Regions from separate parts of the Homo sapiens genome. Here region 2 is linked to region 1. Evidence: read pairs that join two places in POLR2A ChIA-PET (ENCODE). Cell type or tissue: OCI-LY7. All regions are shown on one strand. Links, peaks and the distances in the headings refer to the core of each region. The heading gives the core; the rest is flanking DNA.

Evidence for each region. Peaks named below come from ENCODE experiments on the same cell type or tissue, not always from the same donor. Only the 100,000 strongest peaks of a DNase experiment are listed, where the experiment ranks them.
Region 2: POLR2A ChIA-PET joins it to region 1 with 6 read pairs; 2 of 35 experiments call an interaction of 5 or more read pairs at or near these places.

The regions. Positions count from the first base shown.
Region 1 is chr16:81,800,287-81,809,076 of GRCh38, forward strand. All of the region lies in intron 2 of PLCG2 (phospholipase C gamma 2), which reads left to right. Among named protein-coding and RNA genes, the nearest start is that of PLCG2, 25 kb to the left of the region's middle. RefSeq lists enhancers at 7,920-7,989, 8,000-8,109, 8,140-8,199, 8,490-8,599. In OCI-LY7, for the core only: a CTCF peak has its summit at 4,994; DNase peaks (open chromatin) are centred at 4,255 and 5,382; H3K4me3 peaks cover 4,228 bases; H3K27ac peaks cover 7,498 bases.
Region 2 is chr16:81,083,633-81,092,422 of GRCh38, forward strand. GCSH (glycine cleavage system protein H) reads right to left here. Exons shown (of 5, transcript NM_004483.5): 2 at 6,969-7,048; 3 at 3,969-4,032; 4 at 831-962. Among named protein-coding and RNA genes, the nearest start is that of GCSH, 8.4 kb to the right of the region's middle. In OCI-LY7, for the core only: no CTCF peak of the experiment used is centred there; no DNase peak of the experiment used is centred there.

The DNA.
Region 1 (8,790 bases), core at 503-8,502:
TTGCTGCACCTATCAGCTCATCACCTAGATATTAAGCCCTGCATGTATTAGCTATTTATTCTGATGCTCTCCTCCATCCTTACCCTGCTCCCCAACAGGCCCTGGTGTGTGTTGTTCTCCTCCCTGTGTCCATGTGTTCTCATTGATCAGCTCCCACTTATGATTGAGAACATGCAGTGTTTGGTTTTCTGTTCCCGTGTTAGTTTGCTGAGGATGATGGCTTCCAGCTTCATCTATGTCCCTGCGAAGGACACGATCTCGTTCCGTTTTATGGCTGCATAGTATTCCATGGTGTATATGTACCATATTTTCTTTATCCAGTCTATTGTTGATGGGCATTTGGGTTGATTCCCTATCTTCGCTATTGTGATACTATTGCTATTATTATTATTATTATTATTATTGTTATTTCCAACCCTCTATGATAGGCAGAATAAACGCTCTCTGCTCCCAAGATGCCCTTGTCTTAATCCCTGGAGCCTGTGAATATATTACTCTATACGGCAAAATGCTCCTTGCAGATTGAACAGATCTTGAGATGGGGAGATGATCCTGGATTATCTGGGTGGATATGATGAAATCACAAAGGTCCTTGCAGGAGGGAGGCAGGAGGGTCAGAGTCAGAGTGAGACTGGAAGATGGCACCAGCTGGCTCTGAAGATGGAGGAAGGGGCCATGAATCAAGGAATGCAGGTGGCTTGTGCAAGCTGGAAAAGGCAAAGGAACTCATTCTCCCCTAGAGGGTCTGGAGAAAGCTTGTCCCAGTGATGCCTTGATTTTAGCCCCATGAGACTCATGACTTTTGCTCGTCTCCAGAGCTGCAAGATAATCAATTTGAGTAAAGCTATTATGCATGTGGGAATTCAGTAGCGTAGCGATTGAGAATAAATAACCCCCAACCCCGCAACCAACTTAGATGAGTTGTGATGTTTGCTTTGGATCTTTTTTGTTTTTAAGAAATAAAATATAGTTAAGTTCTCATAAGTACCCTTCCCTCCCTAGAGAAATCAGTATCATGATTTAATAATTATAATTCCCATTTCAAAAATTTTCATCCATGATTAACATATAATATGTTTTGCAGGTCTTTACATAAAAGACACTGCGTGGTGTGTATCCCTCAAGCAACTTGCATGTTTTTGCTTGACCTTGTGAAGATTTTCCATGTTGATGTAGCTTTATTTTAACATCCATGAGCAATTTCACTCAACAGTACAGCACGATAGATTGATCTGTCCTGTCAATGCTGGACATTTAGGTTGTTTCCAATCATGATACTCCCGATTCCAGCAAACACGTCTTCGCTATTGTTTGAAATTACTATAGGATTCTACCTTATTTTTTAAAAACCTATCTCCCATTTTTTCGATATTAGATAGTTGTTTTTTATTTTCTTTAATTTTTTTTTTCTTGAGGTGGTGTCTTGCTTTGTCACCCAGGCTGGAGTGCAGTGGCACAATCTCAGCTCACTGCAACCTCCGCCTCCAGGGTTCAAGCGATTCTCTTGCTTCAGCTTCCCCAGTAGCTGGGATTACAGTTGTACACCACCACGCCTGGTTAATTTTTGTACTTTTAGTAGAGACGGGGTTTCACTATGTTGGTCAGGCTGGTCTCGAACTCCTGACCACAAGTGATCCACCCACCTCAGCCTCCCAAAGTGTTGGGATTACAGGCATCAGCCATCACACCTGGCCAACATTTCATTTTGAAATGGCTTCCAAAAAATCTGTGGCTGTGCAGAGGTGCCCACCAACATTCTGTCTGGAATGAAAAAACTAGAAGTTAGCTCCTTCAGGTGAGTACAGTCTTTTTTTTTTTTTTTTTTTTTTTTTTTTTTTTTTTTTTGAGACGGATCTCGCTCTTTCGCCCAGGCCAGAGTGCAGTGGCGCTATCTTGGCTCACTGCAAGCTCCGCCTCCCGGGTTCACACCATTCTCTTGCCTCAGCCTCCACAGTAGTTGGGATTACAGGCGCCCGCCACCGCGCCCAGCTAATTTTTTGTATTTTTAGTAGAGATGGGGTTTCACCGTGTTAGCCAGGATGGTCTCGATCTCCTGACCTCGTGATCCACCCGCCTCGGCCTCCCAAAGTGCTGGGATTACAGGCGTGAGCCACCGCGCCCGGCCTCAGGTGGGTACAGTCTTATTCATGTCTGTACTTCCAGCTTTTGCTACCAAGTGTTCCCAGTAGATGCTTAGTAGATATGTGATATTGAATGTGTAACTGCTACCTTGACCTACCACCTTCTCTTGATGAGGAACCTATAGATTTGTTTTCTTTCTTTTTTTGTTTTTGTTTTGAGACTGAGTGGAGTTTCACTCTTGTCGCCGGGCTGGAGTGCAGTGGCGCAATCTCAGCTCACTACAACCTCTGCCTCCCAGGTTCAAGCAATTCTCATGCCTCAGCCTCCCAAGTAGCTGGGATTACAGGCATGCGCCACCACGCCCAGCTGATTTTGTATTTTTAGTAGGGACGGCATTTCATCATTTTGATCAGGCTGGTCTCGAACTCCTGACCTCAGGTGATCCACCCACCTCAGCCTCCCAAAGTGCAAAAGAAATTAATACTTTTATTGAGATAAAAACATTGTATACCCTATAATGTACCCCTTAATGTATACTGTTAAGTGGTTTTTAGTATATTCAGAGTTGTACCAACATTATCATAATCAGTTTTAGAATGTTTCATAATTTCCCCCAAATCCTATACATTAGCAGTCACCTCTACTTTACTTTCCCCCATCCCTGGCAATGACAAATCTACTTTTTGCCTTTACAGAGTTTCCTATTCTGGACATTTCTCACAATACATGGCTTTTTGCATTTCACTTTTTTTTTTTTTTTTTTTTTGTGAGACGGAATCTCACTCTGTCGCCCAGGCTGGAGTGCAGTGGCATGATCTCGGCTCACTGCAAGCTCTGCCTCATGGGTTCATGCCATTCTCCTGCCTCAGCCTCCTGAGTAGCTGGGACTACAGGTGCCCACCACCACGCCTGTCTAATTTTTTTTGTATTTTTAGTAGAGATGGGGTTTTGCTGTGTTAGCCAGGATGCATCTCACTTCTTTAGCCTAACATAAGGTTCGTTCATATTGTAGCATATTATCAACACTTCATTCCTTTTTAAGACTAATATTCCATTGCATGGATAGACCATATTTTGTTTATCCATTCATCACTTGATGGACATTTAGGTAGTTCTCTCTTTTTGGTTACTGTTTTCATTTTCTTTGTTCTTTCTTTCCTTTCTTTCTTTTCTTTCTTTCCTTTCTTTCCTTCCTTTCCTTTCCTTTCCTTTCCTTTCTTTTCTTTTCTCCTTTTCTTTTCTTTTCTTTTCCTTTCTTTTCTTCTTCCCTCCCTCCCTCCCTCCCTCCCTCCCTCCCTTCCTTCCTTCCTTCCTTTTCTTTCTTTCTTTACTCTCTACAGTCTCACTGTGTCGGTCAGGCCGGAGGGCAGTGGTGCGATTTTGGTTCACTGCATCCTCTACCTCCTGGATTCAAGTGATTCTCGTGCCTCAGCCTCCTGAGTGGCTGGGATTACAGGCGTGTACCACCACACCTGGCTAAGTTTTGTATTTTTAATACAGACAGGGTTTCACTATGTTGGCCAAGCTAGTCTTGAACTCCTGGCCTCAAGTGATCCACCTGCCTTGCCTCCCAGAGTGCTGGGATTACAGGTATGAGCCACCGTGCCTGGACTCTTTTTGGTTATTGTGAATAATACTGCGGTGGACATTCATGTACAAGTTTTTGTGTGAACACATGTTTCCATTTCTCTTGGCTCTTTGCCTAAGAGTGGAATTCTAGGTTATCTGTAACTGTTTAATCACTTAAGGAATTGCCAAGACTGTTTGCCAAAGCAGTTGCACCATTTACTTTCCCACCAGCAATGTATGAGGGCTCCAACTTCCCCATGTCCTCGCCAACACATGTTAGTATCTGTCTTTTTGGTTATCACCATCCTAGTGGAGGTGAAGTGTTATGTCATTGTGGTTCTGATTTGCATTTTCCTGATTGCTCATTGCTCTATCTTAAATAGTTGATGTAATAATTTCCTTCTAAACATTGGCTTTCTGTAGACAGTGTCCTATTTTCAACTTTTCTGGGCCCCAGCATTGTCTTCTGGCATGGGGTTGGTGCTGACTAGGGCGTAAATGAATGAGGCAACTCTGGATATGTTAGCTTGCAGCACATGGGCATGGACACTGATTGGCAAGGATGTGCTTCTTGGCTTGAGTCAAGAATCATACATTTTAACCATCACTTCTGCTTTTTTTGTGGCACAAAAGGACCATTTTTTGAAGTTAGTAACCTGTCTTAGTTCCCTCAGTAGATGTTTGTCCAAATGTTGCGGTGAAGCATAGCACAGACTTTTCATCATTTCAAGGTTTAACGCCTCAGCCCAGGGAGTGTATATTTGGTGACCGTTTTCCCAGAGCCCTGGAAATGCTTCTTCCTAACTGTCCACTTTGAGCTCCTCTGCCTCCTCTTTGGCAATCAGTTACCTCCTAAGAGGAACCTGGAGAAATGTCATTGGGAAGTGCTGCTGGCACCAGGATGAGAGAGTGTTCTTGAAAGCTTGGGAGCAGTATTGAGCATCTGCCATGTGTCAGTATTGTGCTGGGCACTACAAGCTCACATGTATCCATGTGATCATGTGTATGGGTATTTATTTGTAGTGTCTAGTCATTACAATCTGTCTGTGAGTTTTGCCTGGTTTACTCCTAAGTACAGTGAGCTTCAGTGATTTGCCCAAGGTTACCAAAGTTTTCAGAGGAACAACATCAGACACTTTTCCCCAATCACCATGTGCCAGAAAACCTTTAGGTTAAGAGGTTAACAAGACAAGCCACAGATAGGGGAAAATATTTATGAAACAAGAGCTGATAAAGGACCCATATCCAAAATAGGCAACTCTTAAAACTCAACAATAAAAGGCCAGGCTCGGTAGCTCATGCCTGTAATCCCAGCACTTTGGGAGGCCAAGGTGGATGGATCACAAGGTCAGGAGATCGAGACCATCCTGACTAACACGGTGAAACTCTGTCTCTACTAAAAATATAAAAAATTAGCCGGGTGTGGTGTCGGGTGCCTATAGTCCCAGCTACTCAGGAGGCTGAGGCAGGAGAATGGCGTTAACCCAGGAGGTGGAGCTTGCAGTGAGCAGAGATTGCACCACTGCACTTCAGCCTGGGTAACAGAGCGAGACTCCATCTCAGAAAAAAAAAAAAAAAAAACAAAACGCAAGAAAACAACAAAAAAAACCAAAAACAAAAGCTCAACAATAAGAAAACAACCCAATTAAAAAGTGGGCGAAAGATCTGAACAGATGCCTCACACCCCCTTCCCCCACCCCACTCACAATGCTTTGCCATCCATGTCTCCATCCTGCAGTAGCCAAAGCTGGCTGCTTCTGGACCACTGCTGTGCAATGGAAATACAGTGTGAGTCACCAATACCAGCCATGAGAGTAGTGTTTTGTTTTGTTTTTTTTTTTTTTTGTTTTTTTTTTTTTTTGCTGTTATTGTTGTTTTGTTTTTTAAATAGAGATGGGATTTTGTTCTGGGTGAAGTGAATCAAACTCCTGGGCTCAAGTGATCCTCCCAGCTCAGCCTCCTGAGTAGCTGGGATTACAGGTGTGAGCCACTGTACGCAGTCATGTGTGTAGTTTAAAGTTTTCTAGTTGCCACATTCATAAAGGTAAAAAGAGGTGAAACTAACTTTATTAATAAATTTTATTTAACTCAGTATATCCAAAGCATTATTATTTCAACATGTATGCAATATAATTATTAACGAGATATTTGATTCTGGTTTTTGGTCTGTGTCTTCAAAATCCAGTGTGTGTTTTATACCTATAACACATCTTGATTCAGACAGATTCAATTCTGAGTGTTCAAAAGCCACATGTGGCTAGTGGCTACCATATTGGATAGCACAGATCTAGATTATACCTCTTTTGTCCTTTTGCATTACCTGCTTCCGTGGTCCCCAAGCAGCAAAGGCATTCTCCATGTGGCAGGTACTATGATCATCATAGTGGTGCTCCCTGTGTGTGTGATCAGGTAGCTTTAATTTCCCACAGAGACTGAAAATGTGGAAGTGTGTCTACCAGCTTTGCCATCTGTCCTAGATTTAGGTGTGACATCTGATTGCTGGGCCCGAGCATCCAGTGCCAGCTGTACTTCTGCAGATTACTGGGTAATCACAGTAGAACCTTTCTTGGGGGTTGCTTTTGACCCAGGCAGCACTGCTCAGCTTGTGGCCAGGGAGCTTCATGACCATTGAGAGTAGGAGTCTGCACCATTACATGATCATAGGATAGCCTGCAGACATGTGATTCGTGTCTTGTAAGTTGTAACTGAGTAAATTTTTATATATGGAAAGAAATAGAATGCTGAAAGGGGGATCATGAGGGTCCAGGTGTGGGGCTGGGGACATGGAAGGCCTCACTGAGAAGCTGGCATTTGAGCAAAGGCTTGGAAAAGTTGAAGGAGTGGGCTGTGTAGATAAGTGTTTTGAGGGCTTCAGGAATGGCCAGGACAAAGCCTTCGAGGTGGGGCATGTTCTGGGGATAGCCAGCCAAGCAGGGTGATGGGGGCAGAGTTATGGGGAGGAAGCAGGGGTCACATGACCCAGGGCTGTGGAGGCCTCCATAGCACTCAAGCTTTTCCTCCAGGGAGCCGGGAGCCATGGGAGAGTTTGCAGTGGATGACGGATGACTGATATGGCCCCTCGGGCTGCTCTGGTTGGCTTTCTCCTGAGTCGTCCATTCTACCTTCTCGCCAAGGCTTCCTAGGTCATGTTTCAAGTCTGTTCAATGCATTTCCTTCTCCAGGTGGTCAGTGGAGACCTCACAGCAGAGGCTTATCTTGTTGAACGTGGTGATTCATGTGGTGATTTCACAGGGTCAGCTCCCCATGTCTTGTCCCAGCGGTGTCCTCCTCCTACATCAGGAGAGGGAGGTCAGCTCTGGGACCCAAGAAAGGGCAGGGTGCCTTGGTAACCCTTCTGCAGGCTTGAGGGATTGGGGCAGTGTGCATCTCTGCGAGGAGGGCACTGAGGAGGATGGGCTTCTCAGATCCTGGGCTCTGCCTTCTGGATCTGAGATCCAAGTTGCAAAGGAAGAGCTGGTTTCAGGCTGAAGCATTTTTTCAGCTTCATACAAGGCAGGAAGCCCATCAAGCCCCCACATCGTCATCATTGTCATCACTGTCACTAACGCCACCATAAGAGCTGACATTTATGTAGTATATGTTTATGTACCTGTTACAGCTCTAAGAGCTTTCCCTGTATTATTGCTTACTTAATTCCACAACTGTATGTGTTCAATACGCATTATTTCCATTTTACAGATGAGAACATTGAGGCATAGCCCAGGGTCACTGTATTAGTCTGTTCTCACGGCTATAAAGAGCTACCAAAGACTGGGTAATATAAAAAGGAAAGAGGTTTAATTGACTCACAGTTCAGCATGGCTGGAGGGGCCCCAGGAAGCTTACAATCATGGTGGAAGGTGAAGGCGGGGCTGGCATGTGACATGGAGAAAGCAGGAGCAAGAGAGAGAGGGAGGGAGGTGCCACATACTTTTCAACAGCCAGATCTCTCAAGAACTCACTGAATATTGCAAGGACAGCACCAAGAGATGGTGCAAAACCGTTAATGAGCAATTCATCCCCATGATCCAGTCACCTTCCACCAGACCCCACCTCCAGTACTGAGGGTTACAATTCAACATGAGACTGCTGCGGAGACAGATATGCAAACAATATTAGGTTGTTTCTACCTTTTGGCTATTATGAATAGTGCTGCTGTGAACATTCATATGCAGGATTTTGTGTAGATGTGTTTTCCTTTCTCTTGGGTGTACACCTAGGAGTGGAATTGCTGGGCCATGCAGTAACCATTCATTTAAGCATTTGTGACTACATTTAACCTTTTGAGGCACCACCAGCCTGTTTTCCAACGGGGCTACACTGTTTTGCATTTGCCAAGGCCTGTTGGCTGTTTTGGAGGCAAACCCCTCCCCTTAAGTTCCAAAGAAGTGAATCCCCAGTGTCCTGAGGTCAGAATGTCCAGGGCACCCTTTTAGAGAGAGAGGGAGGAGGGTCCTGAGAGACTGTACTGGAGAGGCTGTGTGGCCCCAAGCCCACAGCACTGAGTTTGAGTCTCAGCTCTGCCACCTACCACTGTGCAATCTTTTTATTTTATTTTATTTTATTTTATTTTTGAGATGGAGTCTCCCTCTGTCGCCCAGGCTGGAGTGCGGTGGCATGATCTCGGCTCGCTACAACCTCCGCCTCCCAGATTCAAGCCATTCTCCTGTCTCAGCCTCCTGAGTAGCTGGGACTACAGGTGCCCGCCACCACGCCTGGCTAATTTTTTCTATTTTTAGTAGAGATGGGGTTTCACTGTGTTAGCCAGGATGGTCTCGATCTCCTGACCTTGTGATCCACCTGCCTCTGCCTCCCAAAGTGCTGGGATTACAGGCGTGAGCCACCTCACCTGGCCACCACTGTGCAATCTTGAGCAAGCTCCATAGCCTCTGTGGGCCTGGCCTCTGTTTCCCCCTATGCAAAATGGGGCTTATCAGAGCATGCTGGAGGGGCTCCCATGAGATCAGGGGAGACATGAGCTTGGTGTAGTTTGTGGCCTATTGGACCTGCCTGATGAAGGTTGCTGCCTGTGAGGTTGGTGGTGTCTACCAGGCATTGTCCTCTAAAATATAATACTCCTATTCTAGGGGTGAGGAAGGAGTGTGGGTGTGTGTTCTGAGTAGCTCATGAGAGAGTGGG
Region 2 (8,790 bases), core at 559-8,558, 720 kb before region 1:
TTAGAAGGGCTAGGTGACAGACAAAAGAGAACTACAACCTAATCCTAGCTTTGCCATTTATCAGCCATGAGACCCTGACAGATAAATCCTTTGGAGCCTCTATTCATCTACAAAATAGAGAAAATTGCTGTTAGCTTACCTGATTAGATTATAAGGGTGAAAATGTGAGAAAACCAAAAATTAATGCAAAATATATATTTTTTTACCTCCCATGTCACACAATATGAGTGGCTGCTTTATGTCTGAAAAAGTAAATACTTTGCAGATGTTTACACCAAAACCAAAGAATCTACAACTGATATCAAGAAACTGCAAAATAAGGTAATGCTTTTATCATCAGAGATTTTTTTTTCTTTTTTTGAGAAGGTCTCGCTCTGTCACTCAGGCTGGAGTGGAGTGGTGCGATCTTGGCTCACTATAGACTGCAGCCTTGACCTCCCAGGTTCAAGCAATTCTCCCACCTCAGCCTCCCTAGTAACTGAGACTACAGGCACATTCCACCACAGCCAGCTAATTTTTGTATTTCTATAGAGACAGAGTTTCACCATGTTGCCCAGGCTGGTCTCCAACTCCTGGACTAAAGCAATCCACCCACCTTGGCCTCCCAAAGTGCTGGGATCACAGGCGCGAGCCACTGCGCCTAGCCAGAAATCTTAAACATAACTTTAAGTATTCAACTAACCTCTGTTTTTCTTTTAAAGCAGAACATCTCTATTTAGTACCAAGAAGTAGAAAAAGATGAAGTCACAATCAGCTAAACTTGCTTTAAATTCTAGATAAAATATTTACTGTAGTAGTAATTCCTTGAGAAATTTCTAGCAACAGCTTACCATCTTCATAACAAGATTTGTTTACAAGTCCTGGATTTTCTGCAAGAGCTTCATTAATTTCAGTTACTTCTCCTGATAAAGGAGAATAGAGTTCACTAGCAGCTTTCACACTTTCCAAAGCACCAAACTCATCTAAGTGGAAAAAAAATTAAAGAAAACATGAAATGTTAAAAGTCAGTTACTTGAAAACATAAAATACGAAAAAGTAGATTCCTGTCATACAGCTATGATTTTAAAATTCCAAATTTCTTTTTTTTTTTTTTTTGAGATGGAGTCTCGCTCTGTTGCCCAGGCTGGAGTGCAGTGGCGCAATCTCACGTCACTGCAAGCTCCACCTCCCAAGGGTTCATGCCATTCTCCTGCCTCAGCCTCCCGAGTAGCTGGGACTACAGGCGCCCACCTGCCACCACGCCCGTCTAATTTTTTGTATTTGTAGTAGAGACGGGGTTTCACTGTGTTAGCTAGGATGGTCTCAATCTCCTGATGCCGTGATCCGCCCGCCTCGGCCTCCCAAAGTGCTGGGATTATAGGCATAAGCCACTGCACCTGGCTCTTTTTTTTTTTTTTTTTTGAGACGGAGTCTCGCTCTGTCACCAGGCTACAGTACAATGGTGTGTTCTAGGCTCACTGCCACCTCTGCCTCCCGGGTTCAAGCCATTCTCCTGCCTCAGCCTCCCAAGTAGCTAGGATTACAGGCGCGCACCACCACGCCCAGCTAATTTTTGTATTTTTAGTAGAGACAGCGTTTCACTGTGTTGGCCAAGCTGGTCTTGAACTCCTGACCTCGTGATCAACCCGCCTCAGCCTCCCAAAGTGCTGGGATTATAACCGTGAGCCACCGTGCCTGGCCTACATTTCTTTAATTAAAAATAAAACCATAAGTTTTGTCAGGCTATAATAACCACGAGAAGGGTATATATTGTCTCAATAAAGTGGACCTATCTGTGTGTCCTGGACACAGTAAATAACAAATGGTGATGTGCCTGAATGCCAGATGTGTGTAGGTTCAGTAAAACTCCATGTTCTTGCAACTTAGCTGTGGCTCAGAAAAAAACAAAATGAAAACTTTAGAATGTTCCAGTGACAGTGAAGTACCCTGTATCAGATAACAATTATAAGCTCTGGGCCAGGCGTGGTGGCTCATGCCTGTAATTCCAGCACTTTGGAAGACCAAGGCAGGAAGATCACCTGAGGTCAGTAGTTTGAAACCAGCCTAGCCAACATGGTCTCTACTAAAATACAAAAAAATTAGCCGGGCGTGGTGGTGGGCGCCTATAATCCCAGCTACTTGGGAGACTGAGGCAGGAGAATCACTTGAACCCGGGAGGTGGAGGTTGCAGTGAGCCGAGACCATGCCATTGCAGTCCAGCCTTGGTGACAGTGTGAGACTCCGTCTCAAAAACAAAAAAAACGGCCGGGCGCGGTGGCTCACGCCTGTAATCCCAGCACTTTGGGAGGCCGAGGCGGGTGGATCATGAGGTCAGGAGATCGAGACCATCCTGGCTAACAAGGTGAAACCCCGTCTCTACTAAAAATACAAAAAATTAGCCGGGCGCGGTGGCGGGCGCCTGTAGTCCCAGCTACTCGGGAGGCTGAGGCAGGAGAATGGCGTGAACCCGGGAAGCGGAGCTTGCAGTGAGCCGAGATTGCGCCACTGCAGTCCGCAGTCCGGCCTGGGCGACAGAGCGAGACTCCGTCTCAAAAAAAAAAAAAAAAAAAAAAAAAAAAAAAAAAAAAAAAAAAAAAAAAAAAAAACAAAAAAAACACAATTATGAACTCTGAACTACTGGCCAGGAACGGCGGCTCATGCTTGTAATCCCAACACTTTGGGAAGCCAAGGCGGGTAGATCACTTGAGGTCACGAGTTCAAGACCAGCCTGGCCAACATGGTGAAACCCCGCCTCTACCAAAACCTCGAAATAAATAAATTAATTAATTTAAAAAATTAGCCTGGTGTGGTTGTGCATGCCTGTACTCCCAGCTACTTGGGTGGCTGAAAAAGGAGAATTGCTTGAACCTAGGAGGCGGAGGTTGCAGTGAGCCAATGTCGCACCATCGCATTCCAGCCTGGGCAACAGAGCAAGACTCCGTCTCAAAAAAATAAGAAGAAAAAAAAAAGAACAGTTTAAAAAAGGCTGAAAAGTTAACAGTCTTAGGGACCCTATAGGACAATATCAAGTGATATGACGAACATGTCTCAAATCAGAGAAGGAAAAAGGAATGAAGTGGGAAGAGAAAGAAATCATGACTAAAATAAGAAGTCTCCAAATTTAATCGAAAAAAAATTCAATCTACAGATTCAAGAAGCTTGGTAAATCCCAAAAGCAGCCAAACGTAACACACACTGTGTGATTCCTTTCATATAAAGAATAGGCAAAATAAACCTATGGTGTAGAAACGAGAGAAGAGGTCATCTATTTGACTAGGAAGGTTTATTTAAGTGTATACATTTGTTAAAACTCACTGAATTGTACACTTCTGGTCCATGCATTTCACTGTATGTAGATTTTACATCAAGTTAAAAAACTACCTTTAGCAGAATGTCTTAAAAGGGTATTCATTAGTTTAAGGATATTATCTAACATATCGATATTAATAGACTTTTTTTCTCTCTTTTTTTTAAAACGGAGTCTTGCTCTGTTGCCCAGGCTGGAGTACAGTGATGGGATCTCGGCTCACTGCAACCTCCGCCTCCCAAGTTCCAGCAATTCTCCTGTCTCAGCCTCTGAGTAGCAATTACTTTTACACCAACCTAATACTTGGGTCAAAAGCACTCTAATTGGCTGGGCACGGTGGCTCACACTTGTAATCTCAGCATTTTGGGAGGCCAAGGCGGGCGGATCACTCGAGGTCAGGAGTTCGAGACCAGCCTTGCCAACATGGGGAAACTCTGTCTCTACAATACAAAAATTAGCTGGGCGTGGTGGCACGTGCCTGAGACACAAGAATCGCTTTAACCCAGGAGGCAGAGGTTACAGTGGGCCGAGATGGTGCCACTGCACTCCAGCCTGGGTGACAAAGCAAGACTGTCTCCAAAAAAAAAAAAGCACTCTAATTAATCCAGGGTACAAACAAATTACTATTCAATGTAAACAAAATTCATGGCATGGATCATTCTAAGATCCTAAGAACACTCACCTTGTTTGTTCAATTTTGTCCCAACTTCAGGGAGACTACAATAAACAACATCTCCCAACGCTTCCTAAATAAAACAAGACAAAACCAAAAATCTCTAAGAAGTTATAACTAAACCCTCCAGTAAACAGAATAAGCCAAACACTGAATCCCCTATAATGAAGATTTAGTATATATTTTATACTGGAGGGGCTACATTCTTGAGTTTTCCTTAAAATCCTTTAAACATGTAAAAACTACTCTCAGTCAGGTGTGGTAGTTCACGCCTGTAATCCCAGCACTTTGAAAGGCCCAAAGTGGGTGTTATCACATGAGGTCAGAAGTTCGAGACCAGCCTGGTTGACATGGTGAAACCCAGTCTCTAATAAAAATACAAAAATTAGCTGGGTGTGGTGGCAGGCACTTGCAATCCCAGCTACTCAGGAGGCTGAGGCAGGAGAATCACTTAAATCTGGGAGGCAGAGGTTGCAGTGAGTTGAGATTGCACCTGTATACTCCAGCCTTGGCGACAGAGCAAGACTCCATGTCAAGAATAAAAATAAATGGCTGGGTGCGGTGGCTCATGCCTGTAATCCCAGCTCTTAGGGAGGCAGAGGTGGGAGGATAGCTTGAGCCCAGGAGTTTGAGACCTGCCTTGGCAATATAGCAAGACCCTGTTCTCCAAAACTAAGTAAAATAAAATGATTTTAAAAAACTATTCTCAACTCAGGAGCTGCAAGAGACCAGCCGCCAGCCAGATCTGGCTCACAGGCTTTAGCAACCTAACACAAGCCTCCTGCCCCACACAAGACTGCTAGCTCTTTGTTTTATTTGGTTTTGAGACAGAGTTTCTCTCTTGTTGCCCAGGCTGGAGTGCAGTGGCCTGATCTCAGCTCACTGCAACCTCTGCCTCCCAGGTTCAAGCGATTCTCCTGCCTCAGCCTCCCAAGTAGCTGGGATTACAGGTGCCCACCACCATGCCTGGTTAATTTTTTAAAATTTTTTGCTAGAGATGCAGTTTCACCATGTTGGCCAGCTGGTCTTGAACTTTTGACCTCAGATAATCAACTTGCCTCGGCCTTCCAAAGTGCTAGGATTACAGGTGTGAGCCACTGCGCCCGGCAAACACTGCTAGCTCTTCTGGGCATGAACATATTTGGTGTTCTTCCACCTCTGTAGTTTTATGTACACCATTGCCCCCAAAGCATTTGCTGAAATCCTGCTCACTGATTCTACAAATCATAGTCCTCACACCTTGTACTCCCTGAAGTCCCTGACTCCAGAAAGAAGTGGTCTCTCCATCAGGTAAGTGAATTACAACCCCACCGTTCCGATGCCATCATGTAATGTTTGCAAGTCATTCTCATGTAGGTAATTCCCCTCACAAATAAACTCTAGGAGGTAAGGACGACATCTTACACAACATCTCAAAAACTATCCAACACTGGGCCTCATAGTAGGTATACAGAGATGCCAAGGAAGATATAATTGTGATTATCAACACACAAGCATCTTACATGTCTGAGGAATTTTGTACAGTCACGTGCCGCCTAATGGCATTTTGGTCAACAACAGACCACATATATGACAGTGGTCCCATGAAATTATAATATAGTTAGTATCACTTGTCCAAAATGCTTGGGAGCAGAAGTGTTTTGGATTTCAGATTTTGGAATACTCGCATTATACTTAATACATGAGCACTCCTCATCCAAGATTCTGGAATCCAAAACGCTCCAATGAGCATTTTCTTTAAGAGTCACGTTGGTGCTCAAAAAGTTTCAGATTTTTGGAGTATTTCAGGGATTAGAGATGCTCAACCTATGCCATATTTTTACTGTACCTTTTCTGTGTTTTGATAGGCCAAGTGTGTTACGATTGCCTACAGTATTCAGTACAGTAACATGCTGTACAGGTTTGTAGCCCAGGAGCAAAGGCTGTACCATACAGCCAAGGTGTGTAATAGGCTGTACCATCTAGGTGTGTGTAAGGGCACCCTAGGAGGCTCACAGAAGGACGCAATCCCCGAGGAGGCAGTTATCAGAACATAGCTCCATCATTAAGTGACACGAGTGCATTCCCATCAGTTAACATCCCCCCTTCCCCGCCTCACCCAATACATACATCCAGTTGAAAATCACTGAACACGCTAGGATTTGGCTTCTCATTTTCTCTTAAACAGTATCGCCATATGGAATTGAGGGGAATTTACAGAGAAAAGATGGGCTGAATAAAAGCCTTCCCTTTGTGTCATCTGTGCCTATTGAGGTTTTCTTTCTTCCCGTCCTCCTGGTCACGTGTGTATCACTGGACCCACAAAATGGTGGCAACACCCTGCTCTTCTTTTTCCTCTTTCCTTAATTGCCCAGTACAAAACACACACATTTCCTTCTTGAATAGGACATGTTTCCTACTTTCAGTGTTAAGCTTGCAACATCTCTTAAAACACCACATAATGCCCTAACTAAATTATGTTTTACTTAATTCAACTCTGGTTGGTTTTCTTACTTTCTTTCTTTCTTTTTTTTTTTGGAGATGGAGTCTCACTCTGTCACCCAGGCTAGAGTGTAGTGGTGCAATCTCGGCTTACTGCAACTTCTGCCTCCCAGGTTCAAGTGATTCTTCTGTCTCAGCCTCCTGACGAGCTGGGATTACAGGTGTGCACCACCAAGACCAGCTAATTTTTGTATTTTGCAGTGACATGATCATGGTTCACTGCAGCCTCAACCTCCTGGGCTCCAGCGACCCTCCTGCCTTAGCCTCCTGAGTAGCTGGGACCACAGGCATGAGCAACCATGCCAGGCTAATTTTTTTTTTTAACTTTTGGTAGAGACGGGGTCTCACTTTGTTGACCAGGCTGGTCTTGAACTCCTGGCCTCAAGCAATCCTCCTGCCTCAGCCTCCCAAAGTGTTGGGATTACAGGCATGAGCCACCTCACGCAGCCTAAACACTTTTAAAAAGGTAGAGATAAAGCAAATCATGCAAGAGCACACTGGGACAAATATTTCAATATAATCCAATACCTGTGCAAAATTGCTGATTCCCACTGTTCCAATGCCATTTTCTGTTGTTACCCATTCGTGTTTCTCTGTGAATTTACGCACTAAAACAGAAGACCAACATTTCAGAAAAGCAGTAGCATTACTTCTTAAGAAGCACTTTTCATTACCATTGCTTTCAAAAGACTTTCCCAGAATTTCTGTTTGACCTGTTGACACTACCTTTAAATAGTGCATGGCTCAGGAAAGAATGAAGATCATGTATAGAGATGACGCATTTAAACAGCAGTACCATTTAAGCAAAGATGGCTTCATCTGAACACCTTGTGCATCTTTTGGAGATTGGATTATCTGCTTTAACATTACTTAGCCTAAATCACAAAAGAAAATTTTGGAGCATATTTCAAATGTATACTTAACTATTACTGGTCTGTCTTGCAGAAAAAAAAATCTGTGCCTCTGAAGACAAATTTGGGGTGATGAGGTTTAGGGAGGCAGCATAAAGATGGCTCATATAAGAAATGATTTAACCTAAAAAAAAAAATAACAGTAATAATCAGGTGCCTCTTTAGGCAGAGTTGACCTAAGAGAGCTTCAGTGCAGCTTGGGTTACAAAGTAAAATTTTACAGGAATGAAACTGACCTCCTGGAACAACTATAATTTGACTAAGTTCTTAAAATTCTACTTTAATCAAATTCAAGCCTAACCTTGAAGATAGCACTACCATCGCTTAAAGAAGAAAATTAAGATCACAACTCAACAGTCTTCTCAGAGCTAAGCCATGGGTTGGTGGAGAATCAAGCTCTGCTCACCACTCACTGGACAGGTTCAGCCCTCGACTTACTGAGCACTTCTCTAAAGATACGGTCAAACGATTCAGGGAATCCTGAAAGAAGGACCGGCCAATGTTCAAGAGTAAAAAGAGTTATTTAGGATATAAAGTTAAAAGTACTTGCCTTAGAGAATAATATTTTTTAAAAAGCATATGCTATATTAAATACAGTTCATATTCTGACACCAAGTATTTTTCTAAAAACAATGCAACGTAAGTTCATAGAAAAATGGTTAACTCAAATACTGTTTTAAAGAGGCCTCACTGGCTCATTTTACCCCTTACCCAAAGGATAGTAGTACTTAAAACAGCATTCAATTGCTTTGGTTACAGCTCTGATACGCAGCACAACGTAAGTAGAGTGTATAATTATTATTTTTATTTTTTATTTTTGTAGAGATGGGGGGGTCTATGTTGTCCAGACTGGTCTCAAATTCCTGAGCTCATGATCCTCCCACCTCAACCTCTCACAGTGCTGGGATAATAGTGTGTGAGCCACCGTGCCTAGCCAAGTATATAATTCAATATTGCTTTCTTTTCCCCTTAATTATGAAACTTTCTAAAGTTCATACCCCTTCAGTGGAAGAAGTCAAAAAATGTGTCACTAAGAAATTTATTTTGCTTCATTCCACTTCAAAGAACTGAATGTTTCAGGTCACTCTGACGTTCAGGTAAGAAAGTTTAAGATGTGTACACTGTGTTTTGACTGAAAGACTCTCCCTACCATCTTTACTAACTACTTCCGGTCTAGATTCAGAAGTCCGTTCCTGCCCAAAGGCTTGTCTAACCAAGTCTAGGTTCTTAGGCCAGCCAACATGCTCTTACGGCACCCTGTACCACTATCCCCCAGCACACACACGGTGCTGAACATACTAGAGATCATCTGTCAGTCTCCCCAGGAAGTAGGCTGTGTACCCACCAAGAAACAGCAAGGTTTATCTTATTTTCATTTGTTTTCCCAATTTTAAATACAGTGCTTGCCACATAGCAAGCACTCAAAAGCTGAAGGAATG